2 separate regions of the Homo sapiens genome follow, and region 2 is linked to region 1. Evidence: read pairs that join two places in POLR2A ChIA-PET (ENCODE). Cell type or tissue: A673. All regions are shown on one strand. Links, peaks and the distances in the headings refer to the core of each region. The heading gives the core; the rest is flanking DNA.

Evidence for each region. Peaks named below come from ENCODE experiments on the same cell type or tissue, not always from the same donor. Only the 100,000 strongest peaks of a DNase experiment are listed, where the experiment ranks them.
Region 2: POLR2A ChIA-PET joins it to region 1 with 12 read pairs; 13 of 35 experiments call an interaction of 5 or more read pairs at or near these places.

The regions. Positions count from the first base shown.
Region 1 is chr19:18,844,570-18,849,933 of GRCh38, forward strand. UPF1 (UPF1 RNA helicase and ATPase) reads left to right here. Exons shown (of 24, transcript NM_002911.4): 2 at 1,411-1,550; 3 at 3,175-3,264. Among named protein-coding and RNA genes, the nearest start is that of UPF1, 15 kb to the left of the region's middle. RefSeq lists enhancers at 2,871-2,930, 4,390-4,509 and a silencer at 5,057-5,281. In A673, for the core only: a CTCF peak has its summit at 2,828 (motif pointing left); a DNase peak (open chromatin) is centred at 2,792; H3K27ac peaks cover 2,733 bases.
Region 2 is chr19:18,900,279-18,905,642 of GRCh38, forward strand. COPE (coat protein complex I subunit epsilon) reads right to left here. Exons shown (of 10, transcript NM_007263.4): 5 at 5,298-5,351; 6 at 4,493-4,574; 7 at 2,990-3,145; 8 at 103-171. Among named protein-coding and RNA genes, the nearest start is that of GDF1, 6.8 kb to the left of the region's middle. In A673, for the core only: a CTCF peak has its summit at 2,972; no DNase peak of the experiment used is centred there.

The DNA of each region.
Region 1 (5,364 bases), core at 254-5,253:
TGATCCGCCCTGCCGAGGAGCTGCTTCTTGGTGAATGCCTGGGATGGGTACAGGGAGGCCTTGCCCCTCCAGAGCCTCCCTGGTGAGGGGATAAGTTGACAGCCTCAAAGGACTTTATTGGAGTGGCAGCTCTGTGCCAGCTGAAGATGATGACCCTCTTGTCCTTCACCCATCATGTCCCCTGGCGTGGGCTGTGGAACTTCTCTGTGCCAGGCACTGTCCCCTACTGCTGTTTTACCTCATTTCATGATAGTTCCTAGGGTCAAATATATTTTTGAAATTAATGTTTTATCTTGAAACTTTTCAGAGAGTGAAGGGAGAAGTTAACCCAGAAGTCAGCTTGTGTTGTGACCAGATCACTGCAGGGCAGCATTGGGCCCAGTGTGCATCTGTGCGTGCAGGTAGCACGTGCCCATGCACCCCAGCCAGGCGGGCTGGAGGGGCCTCTGTGGGGTGCTGCTCCCCATGAGCACCTGTCCCTAGGCTCGCACAGGTGCTGCATCACACAGCAAGGGCATTAGGCCGAGGGGCTGTCTGGGGTGCTGGGACTGGCAGTGGGAGATTTGGTGCCGTCCCTAGGGGAGCTCCCATCACTCCTCCCTGGCCCTTAATTTTGTGCCACCTTGTGTTCTGCCATGACACAGTGCTCCCGCTGCCTGACCCCGTGGTGGGGTTAGGTGGCCTATGGGGGCCATGCCAGGGACTGTTGGCCATGTCATTTGAGGTGCTGGTACTTGGGAGTGGCATGAGGAGCCCCAGTGGCTGTGTGGTCTCCTTGCAAGTGTCCTGTGCAGTTGTGGCCTGATGACTTAGAGCCATGCGCTGTCTGCCTTTGCTGAACATAGAAGAGGCGCCTTCAGTGAGGGTGTGGCCTCGGTTGCCAAGGGTATCTCAGTGTTCAGTTTCTACTTCATCCTCAGGAGAGGGCTGCCTTGAAGGGATGGGGAGGGTGAGGTGGCAGTGGATGTGGCCAGTGACATTTCCACATCTGCATGGGTGGCAGCTTCGTAGTGTTTGATGAGCCTTACACTGTGGTGGGTCTGGCATCATGAAGCTGTCCTCAGGGCACACTGCTGTCAGTCTGTAAAAGTCACCCTGCTCCTTGTGGTCCTCAGTCATGGGAAAGAAGCATCTTCCTAAGCATCCTGGTTGTGGGCATGGACATGGCTCTGTGGCTAGGCGGGGGTTAGACCAGCTGTGTGGGGGACCGGGGGGTGTAGAAGGCCACCAGTGGCCCTTTTTTGGCCAGGTAGGTTTGCTAGAGAAGAGTGAAATCCAGTCAGAACAAGGGAAACTGTCTCAAAGCAGAGATGAGGCCAGGGTGTCACACCAGAGTCATCGAGGCTGGTTCTTCTGCACTGAGTCCTGGAAGCTGCAGCCTCACTCAGGTGACACTGCGTTCTGCTGCAGGTTGGGCCCGAAGGCATCCTGCAGAACGGGGCTGTGGACGACAGTGTAGCCAAGACCAGCCAGTTGTTGGCTGAGTTGAACTTCGAGGAAGATGAAGAAGACACCTATTACACGAAGGACCTCCCCATACACGCCTGCAGGTGAGCTGAGCTCAGCTGGGCCTGGGCATGTGCTGGACAGGTGGGTGCCTCTGGCATGGGCCTGGGACACTCACCTCCCAGGTACAGGGTGGCGCCCTTGTGCTGTGACTCTGGGTGGCGGTGTCCTCGGGAGTAAGGAAATTGCTCAGGCCATGTGCACAGCCAAGGCCTGTTACCGGTCAGGAGGTGGGCTCAGCAACCTCCGACACCCTGAATTCACCAGCTGGTGGGAAAAGTTTTCCTTCCTTTGGCCTCCTCAGACCCTGGGGGCATTGCCTGGTACCTGCGCACTCACTCATAGAAAGAATTTGTCATGGCATTGGGTGAGCATCTGGGGTGGGAGGGTGAGTGGAGCAGCTGAGATACCCTCACAAAGCAGTTGCTGCAGGGTTCTGGGGCATCCCTGCCTCCCGCTGCCTTGGCCGTGCCTGGAGAATTGGATGTGAAGACAGTAGTTAGTGGATAGACCTGCATGTTGACAAATTTAGAATTCTCATCTCGAGTGGGATCGTCCCTTGTTGAGGCTTATTTCTGTATTTTTGTGACACACAAGTGAGGAAATGTAGATTAGAAGAGGGGAGAAGGTTTTGGCCAGGCACGGTGGCTCACTCCTGTAATCCCAGCACTTTGGGAGGCCGAGGTGGGCAGATCACGAGGTCAGGAGATCGAGACCATCCTGGCTAACACGGTGAAACCCTGTCTCCACTAAAAATACAAAAAATTAGCCAAGCATGGTGGCGGGCGCCTGTAGTCCCAGCTAGCTACTTGGGAGGCTGAGGCAGGAGAATGACATGAACCCGGGAGGCGGAGGTTGTAGTGAGCCGAGATCGCACCACTGCACTCCAGCCTGAGCGACAGTCACGGCAGGTTTGGGCCTGAGCCCTGCCTCTGTCTGTGGGCACCCACTTGGGGCCCTCCCTGCAGCTCCTTGCCCGCGTGCTGCCCAGCGCTCCGGGACTGAGGCTGCTCTTCGCTAGGCTTGGTGGGCAGGCACTCTTTCCTGCATCTCAGCTCTTCACTCATTCTCATTTACAGATGTTTTCGTGTATGTAATTGTGTTCTCTTAACACACAGAGATGGCCATAAGTCCTGGTGCAGCTCTGGGGAGCTAGTATTTTTGGGTTTGGTATGTGGATTTTCAGAAAACCACAGCCAGTGGTGGGGTGAGGCTCTCCCGAGGCTCCTCGCTTGGGCTTCGGGGCCTGAGCTTCAGGGCGCTGCTGCTGCAGGGTCTGTGCCCAGCTCCCTGGGAGCACAGTGCCCTCTGCTGGAGCCCAGAGTTCACCATGACCACTGGGTCTGAGGCTGGATTCCTGAATTTCAGGCCAAAGAACGGGGACTAGAATGGCCCTGGAGGAGTGAGGCCTCCTTCCAGCAGGACTCTCCTTGGAGGTGGCTTTGCTCCTTATCCCCTCGGAGCTTCTGCCACATACCCCTTCCCTGCATTCTTGGATTTGAGAAGCCCTGGTTAACTGGTTTGATTTGGTTACTGGGATTGTTGGGGTTGAGTATGTGTTTAATGAAGAACTTAAAAATGTTGTCAGAGGAAAGAATTTCACATCTTGCCAAATGAAAACCAGAGAGCAAGCTTCCAGCTGTAACTGTCGCTGTTTTGATTTTTTAGTTACTGTGGAATACACGATCCTGCCTGCGTGGTTTACTGTAATACCAGCAAGAAGTGGTTCTGCAACGGACGTGGAAATACTTCTGGCAGGTAGATAATCAGACCATGCATGTGTGTTTAATCAGTGCTGTGCTCAGATTTGTGTGTAAATTATGGAAATGTTGAAGCAAAGCGTAATATAAAATCACGCTAACAAACCTGGGTTTTTTCCTCCTCTGTGACTGGTTTAACTTGAAACAGATGGTGGTGTGTGAATGCCTTAATGTATTTACCCTTGATTTATTCTCTGTGGCTCTTTTTATTATGCAAGTAGGGTTGGCTTAATTCTCCTTCCCAGTTTTTATTTCGATTTTTCTGCAAGATGAGCTCTTGGCACACCCGCTGATCTTCATTAACGGGAGGATGTTCCCAAGGCAGTAACGGGCATCCAGGGGCGCTGGTTCCTGAGCAAGCTTGCTCTGGCCTGAGCTCATCGGAGCTGTCCGGAGGCTAATTCAGGCCAGATCCTGAATCATCGGCTTCAATTAAGTTCACTTGACCGTCGGCGCTGGGCTTGCCTTCCTGATGTTGATCAGCTGCAGCTGGACTGTGTCGCTTGTTCTGTGTTTGGGACAGGACAGTGTTCTCCCAGTGCCCAAATTCCAAGGGGGGAGTTCGATGGTCTTGCCCGAGTGGTGGGACTCTCGTCCTGGTGGGTCCCGTGCTAGCGGCTCCCCTTCCCCTCCAGGTTGCTGTGTACAGGTCACTCCACTGCTGGAGAGGATGGAGCAGAGCCTGGGAGGCAGAGCTCCGAGGTGCTAGCAAGGAAGTGTGGGGTCTTTTTCTGAGGTTCACGTTCTGGAGAAAGAAAATGACCAAAGCCCGGAGGCAGGCTTACTTGTGCTGACACAAGCCCCTCCTGTGCCTTTGACAGCTGTGGGTCTCGGAGGGTTACAGATGGAGCAGTCAGATCTCGTGGCATCTCTGAGTTAGTAACTTGAAATATGGTGTTATGAGCAAGGCCAGAAAGGGGCTGCTGTTTTTAAAAGATTTTAAAGAAGGGTATCTTCTGGATAACCAAAAGACATTCTTGTCCCATTTTCAGAATCTTCTGGGTAATTTAAGTGTTGCTATGTTTGCATTTAGTTCCTCTTGTTCAGGAAAAGCAACTAAATAAAACTTCTCTTAGCTGGCAACCCCAGCTTCCGGTCAGCATAGCCAAGAACAGGGAAGTGAGCAAAAGGGCCTCTGAGAAACAACAGGCTTGAGCCAAGCACCACTGAGCATTCTGTGCGAGGCCCAGGGGAAGGTGAGGAAGCAGCCGCTGGCCCTTAGGGATCTTGGCTGTGACAGGGTGAGGATGCATGAGAAGACACGGAGACAGCTGATTCTGCCCACGTGGCCGGCAGGGCTCCAGAGTGGAGTCGGGCTTTGGAGATGCTCAGAGTGGCCATGGCTGGTTAGAGAATCCTGGGCCTCGTGGCAGGGAGAAGGGTTAGAAGATTAGCTGAGCTGAAGCTTTTGGCAAGAATGGTTTTCCAGAGGGGAAGAGAGAGGGCGCGGTGAGGAAGGCTGGGAGGCCCTGCAGGCGTGTTCAGAGCTGCTGGAGACACCGGAAGAGCCCAAAGGCAGAGCAGCTGGGCATCCTTGTTAGATACGGCAGATAGGTGCTGGAGGGTGGCTGGCTTGGCACAGGGCAGGGTTCAGCCCAGACCGCGGTTTAGGTGAGCAGTGTCCTGGCCACGTCGCAGCAAGGAAGGAGCCGAGCCAGCCAGGGCTTCACACACAGCCCTGGGCTTCTGTAGAACCGCCCCCGCCTCTGCTCAACCTTTTTGCTGCTTTTTGCGGGGGTTTCCAGTCGCCTGCTTATCAGATTTCCCGGCCTGCAGCAAAGCAGGAGGGACTGTTGCTCCTGGAAGTAGGCACAGGGCCTCTGAGGAGTGATTTCAGAAGAAGCCACAGAAGATGGTGGCGGGGGTTGACCTTGGAAAGAAGGGGCTGGGGCCTTGTGGGAAATGTCTCTGACCCCACAGCAGCCCTGGGCCAACAATGGGTTAAATTAGGCCTGATAAGTTGGATTTAAGAAAGCAGGATTTTTAAAAAAGGCAGGAACTATGTGAACCGTGTTAAGGAAGTTTTCCTTAAAGTGGTTCAAGTTGGGATTGATTTTTGTGCTCAGTGGGGAGCTAGTTTGGGGGAGGGCTGGCCCCC
Region 2 (5,364 bases), core at 222-5,221, 56 kb after region 1:
TACAGAGTTTTCCCAGGGGCCTAGGGATTAGGGCCTGGACCCCAGGCTGGGGTCCCAGGGTCTGGACATTAGGGTTGGCCTGGAGCCCTGGGGGCCGCTTACCTCAGGGGGCTTGCCCAGGTGCTGGGACAGGACGATGAGGTTGACCAGCGTCTCTGGGTAGCCACTATCCTGGAGACACAGGCAGACACGGGGAGGCAGGGTCAGCCACTCCAGCCCCCATGCCTGCCCGTCACCCCCACCTCAGGCAGCACCACACAAGGTCACCTCCTCAGAGGTGGGGTGGGACTGACACCGCCCACCGCTCTGCAAGGTGGAGATCTCAGATGATACGGTGCCAAGGGGCCAGCCGCCTCGCTGAGCCTCAGTTTCCCCATCTGTAGTCCAGCCTGGGGTACGACCCCTTGTTTACAGAGACTTGGGAAGGTTGTATTTGTCCCACACATCTCAAAGCCATGGGGCCCAGACCCAGATGGCCTCAACTCCTGCTGTACAACGAACCCCGAGGCCATGGGCAGACCTGCCACCCCTGCACCAGCTCCCAAGGAGCCTTGAAGGAGACCTCGGCAGGGGACCTTGCCTGACTCACTCACTCTAGGCTCCCAGCACACAGGACCCTAGGAAACATCTAGGCCAGGAGACCCAGCCAGAGCCCTGGTGTCTGCTTGGAGCACAGACACACCAACGAGGATGCGCCCAGAGCCCGACCTGCCCACGGCGGCCCATGGCAGGGCACCTTTTTGCAGACCGGACTTTTCTGAGCCTCAGTCTCCACCATGAAGGGGGACACCAGCTTGCGCTCACAGGAGCAGCCATGAGGTGGCTCCAAAGGGAAGTGGGGGGACCTGAGTGCCTCCCAAAACCCAGCAAGAATGCAGGGTGACCACAGCCACGGGGAGGCCACCAGGGCCAAGGGGCACGGCCAGCCAGCCCCAGGTGGTGTTTCAAGAGACAAGGACAGAAGGGAGTCATCTAACTGGTGAGTCACGGAACGTGTCACCTGAGAGGTGTAACAAAAGCCCCCAGAGGATGCGGCCATGAACACAACATGCATCCAAGTGTTCTCAGGTGGCAGGGAGGGGCAGGGTGGTGGAGGAGGGCGCCAGTCTTGCCCCTGGGGCAGCGAGGGACACACAGCCTGTCTGAGATTGCACATCAGGCTGGGAGTTCCTGACTAGCCCTGACTGCTCAGAGCTAAAGATGGACCCTGCTCAGGAGGAGCAGTACCCGGCCTGTGATGGGGCCAGCCTGATACCCCTTGGCCAGCCCCGCTCTGCAAACAACTTTCTGATGATAACTCAGCCCCTGGAAAGTCAGACAGGGAGGAGGGCTTCACCAGTGTTTGTCACTAGATTAAAACTGTTTCTCAGCTGGGCGCACTGGCGCATGTCTATCATCCCAGCACTTTAGAAGGCCAAGGAGGGTGAGAATTGTTTGAGCCCAGGAGTTCAAGACTAACCTGGACAACACAGTGAGACCCCATTTCTAACAAAAAATACAAAAATTAGCCACGCATGGTGGCATACCGTTTCAAAAAACAAACAAAAAACCCCCCAAAATTCGTTTCTCCAAAATGGAAAAAGCTTTGATGTCCTTTCTGATTATAAAAATAATAATCCAGGCTGGGCACAGTGGCTCACGCCTGTAATCCAGTACTTTGGGAGTCCAAGGTGGGCAGCATCATGAGGTCAGGAGATTGAGACCATCCTGGCTAACACAGCAAAACCCCATCTCTACTAAAAATACAAAAAATTAGCTGGGCATGGTGGTGGGCGCCTGTAGTCCCAGCTACTCGGGAGGCTGAGGCAGGAGAATGGCATGAACCCAGGAGGCAGAGCTTGCAGTGAGCCGAGATCACACCACTGCACTCCAGCCTGGGCGACAGAGCAAGACTCCATCTCAAAAAAAAAAAAAAAAAAAATCCACCAAGCATGGTGGCTCACACCTATAATCCTAATGCTTTGGGAGGCTGAGGTGGGACGATCACTTGAGGCCAGGAGTTCGAGACCAACCTGGGCAACACAGCAAGAACAACCCCGTCTTTACAAAATATATATATATTTTTAATTTAACATAACATAAACTCTTCATAAAGACTGCAGATGGCCAGGCGTGGTGGCTCACGCCTATAATCCCAGCACTTTGGGAGGCTGAGGCGGGTGGATCACCTGAGGTCAGGAGTTTGAGACCAGCCTGACCAACATGGCAAAACCCCGTCTCTACTAAAAATACAAAAATTAGCCAGGCGTGGTGGCAGCCGCCTGTAATCCCAGCTACTTGGGAGGCTGAGGCAAAAGAATCACTTGAACCCAGGAGGCGGAGGTTGCATTGAGCTGAGATCACACCACTGCACTGCAGCCTGGGTGACAGAGTGAGACTCCATCTCAAAAAAAAAAAAAAAGAAGAAAGGAAAGGAAGGAAAGGAAGGAAAGGAAGGAAAGGAAAGGAAGGAAAGGAAGGAAAGGAAGGAAAGGAAGGAAGGAAGGAAGGGAAAGAAGGAAGGAAGGAAGGAAGGAAGGAAGGAAGGAAGGAAGGAAGGAAGGAAGGAAGAAAAGACTGCAGACATCAGGCAGGAGATGACTGCAGCCACCCTGGGCAGGCAGCGCTCTCTCAACGAAGAGCTCCTGTCCACAGCACACTCTCCCCTACATAAGTACGGGGAGTGTCTCTCCAATACTGAGTATGTACTCAGGTGAGGGGTCCCACTTGCAGGTCCCGGGCCAGGCAGCTGAGGTGACAACAAGGACGGCTCAGACCACTGAGGCCCAGGCTGCCCAGATGCCCCATTTCTGTGAGGCCGGAATCTGGATTTCTTTGCAGGTGAGATCCCTGCTTTGTGGATCTCGCTGCTGACTGGGCCTTAGAAGCCCTGTGGGGCCACACGCACACCCAGGGGGTCTCTGCTACACTTGTTTCTGTCCGCCCTGACCCCACCCTCTGGCCGCCTGGCCTTCCCTCCGTCCCCACTCTGGGACAGGCTTGTGCCTACCTTGTCTAGCGCCTCCTGCAGCAGGCCCTCAGCGGCCTCCCAGCGGCCCTGGGCCATGTGGCAGGCCGCCTGCCCATTGAGCAGCAGCAGGGTGGGCGAGCACTTGTCAGCCATCTCCTGGAAGATGTAGTAGGCATCCTGCAGCTTCTCACCACCCTGCAGGGAGGGTCCCGCATCATTGCCTGTGCCCCTGCTGCCCGGCCCTTCCCCCGCCAGCCCCCTCCCCTAGCGGGGGGGACTCCAGCACTGCACAGAGACGAATCTGGTGTGCCCGGTTCAAGGCACAGCCACTCCGCCATGGGGACTACCCGTAACTTGTACTCTGCTGATGGGGCCTAAAGACTCGTGGCCGCCTCCTGCCCCACCTCCCACCCAGCTCCCGGAGTGCTGAGTACACAGAGGTGGAATCTGGGGCTTCCAAGGCCTCAGTGCACAGGTGGCTGGCTCAGGGTCTGAGTGGGGACCACTGGGTCACTGAGCACGTCAGAGGAGGAGGAGTCAGCTCTGTGACCAGCAGCCCTGACCTGTCCACTTGCTCAGAACAGCAGAACACTTGCAGGGGGAGCCTGAGGCCAAGGCAGGCAGTGAAAACAGCCCAAACTACCCGATAGGTCTGCCGGGGCCTGTCCTACCATACTAGACGGTCACTGGAAGTCTGTCTGGGTGAGGCTTCAGCCCCGTGGCGGGCAGGGACGGGGAGCACATTTTTTTTTCTTTCTCAGAGTTTCACTCTTGTTGCTCAGGCAGGAGTGCACTGGCGCGATCTTGGCTCACCGCAACCTCCACCTCCCGGGTTCAAGCGATTCTCCTGCCTCAGCCTCCTGAGTAGCTGGGTTTACAGGTGCATGGCACCAAGCCCAGCTAATTTTGTATTTTTGGTAAAGATGGGGTTTCTCCATGTTGGTCAGGCTGGTCTAGAACTCCCAACCTCACATGATCCACCCGCCTCGGCCTCCCGAAGTGCTGGGATTACAGGCGTGAGCCACTGCGACCAGCCAGGAAGCACATTTTAATAGGCCCACACAAAAGAGTGGCTCAGAAGGGGGCCAAGTCCCAGAAACCAGGAGAGGGGCTGTTGCCGGGCGGAGGTGCCCAGGCCTGGGAGCTGAGGACATCTCCACCGCTGCTATGGGAACACTGAACTCCGTCCCTGGCTGGCGACCAGGACCCTGGAGAGCAAAGCTGAGTCGCAGAAAACCCCAGGAAGCCCTGAGGGGAGGAGGGCCTGCCAGGCCAACCCAGACCCTCGAGTACCCCTGTGCCTCAGGCTCAGGAACCCGTCCCCGCCCCCACCATCTCTTCGCTCTGGCTCTGGCCAAGTCGCTTGGCTGTGAGAAGCCCGGAATGGAGTCAAGGCTGAGTTATGCCAGGCTGGCAGGGGCCACGGCCTGATCCTGGAGCCCCACTGGAGTGGCCAGCAGCCTACGCACAGGTGGGGGTGCCCACAGACCCTGCTCAGCCAGGTGCCCGCAATGCCCACCCACCTCATGGCCTAGGGCTCACCGTGGCCAGGCTGACCCAGGCAGTGGCGAGCTGGGTGAGGGTGGCATCCTCGTCCAGGTCCTGCATTCTCTTCAGCTCCTTCCTGGGGCGGGGACAGATGACAGAGGGGCTGAGTGGCCGAGGGCCCTGGCCTGGCCATCCCTGCCTTGTCCCCACTTGGGGCCCACCGGAGCCTGGGGATGGCCCCTGCTTTGTGCTCCACTGCATGCTCATACCCCACGACTAAGTGCCCGAGCCACCCTGCCCGTCTGACCACGTGCAGGCCCTGGGAAGGTGGGACTGGGGCCAGCTATGGCCCCCCAGGGTGGCCACCACAAGGTAGAGCTCAGGAGAGACTCACTCCATGGAGGATGGAACGCAGGGAAGGGCAACGGAACTACAGTGTGAACAACTCTGAGGCAAGGGCTTTGGAAACGGCAGCAGGGGAGTCCTGGACCCCCAGCCATGGCCTCCGACCTGGTGATGCCACGTGCAGGCCCCGCCAGCCCCACGGCACAGTTACAAGCTGGTCAAGTAACATGTTGCTCCAGGCACAACCTCCACTCTCCCTCCATGAAGCCCACCCTCACCCTGTGGGAGAGGCCTGCCACCCACTGCATAGAGAGAAACTGAGGCACAGAGAGCCATGGCCCTCCTCCCTGGCAACATACTGCAGGGAAGGGCTGAACGACAGCAAGCCACCCCCATGGAAAGGAAAGACAACAAGAGTAATGACAGCACCACAGACGCTCTGGGCTGTGACGCTCTGGGCTGTGACGCTCTGGGCTGTGGCTCAGTGCGGGTGGAGAGGGGCAGGAGGGCTCACCGGGCGAGGTCCAGGCGGTCCAGCTTCAGCAGGATCTGCACTGTCATGGCTGTGCTGCAGGACAGGG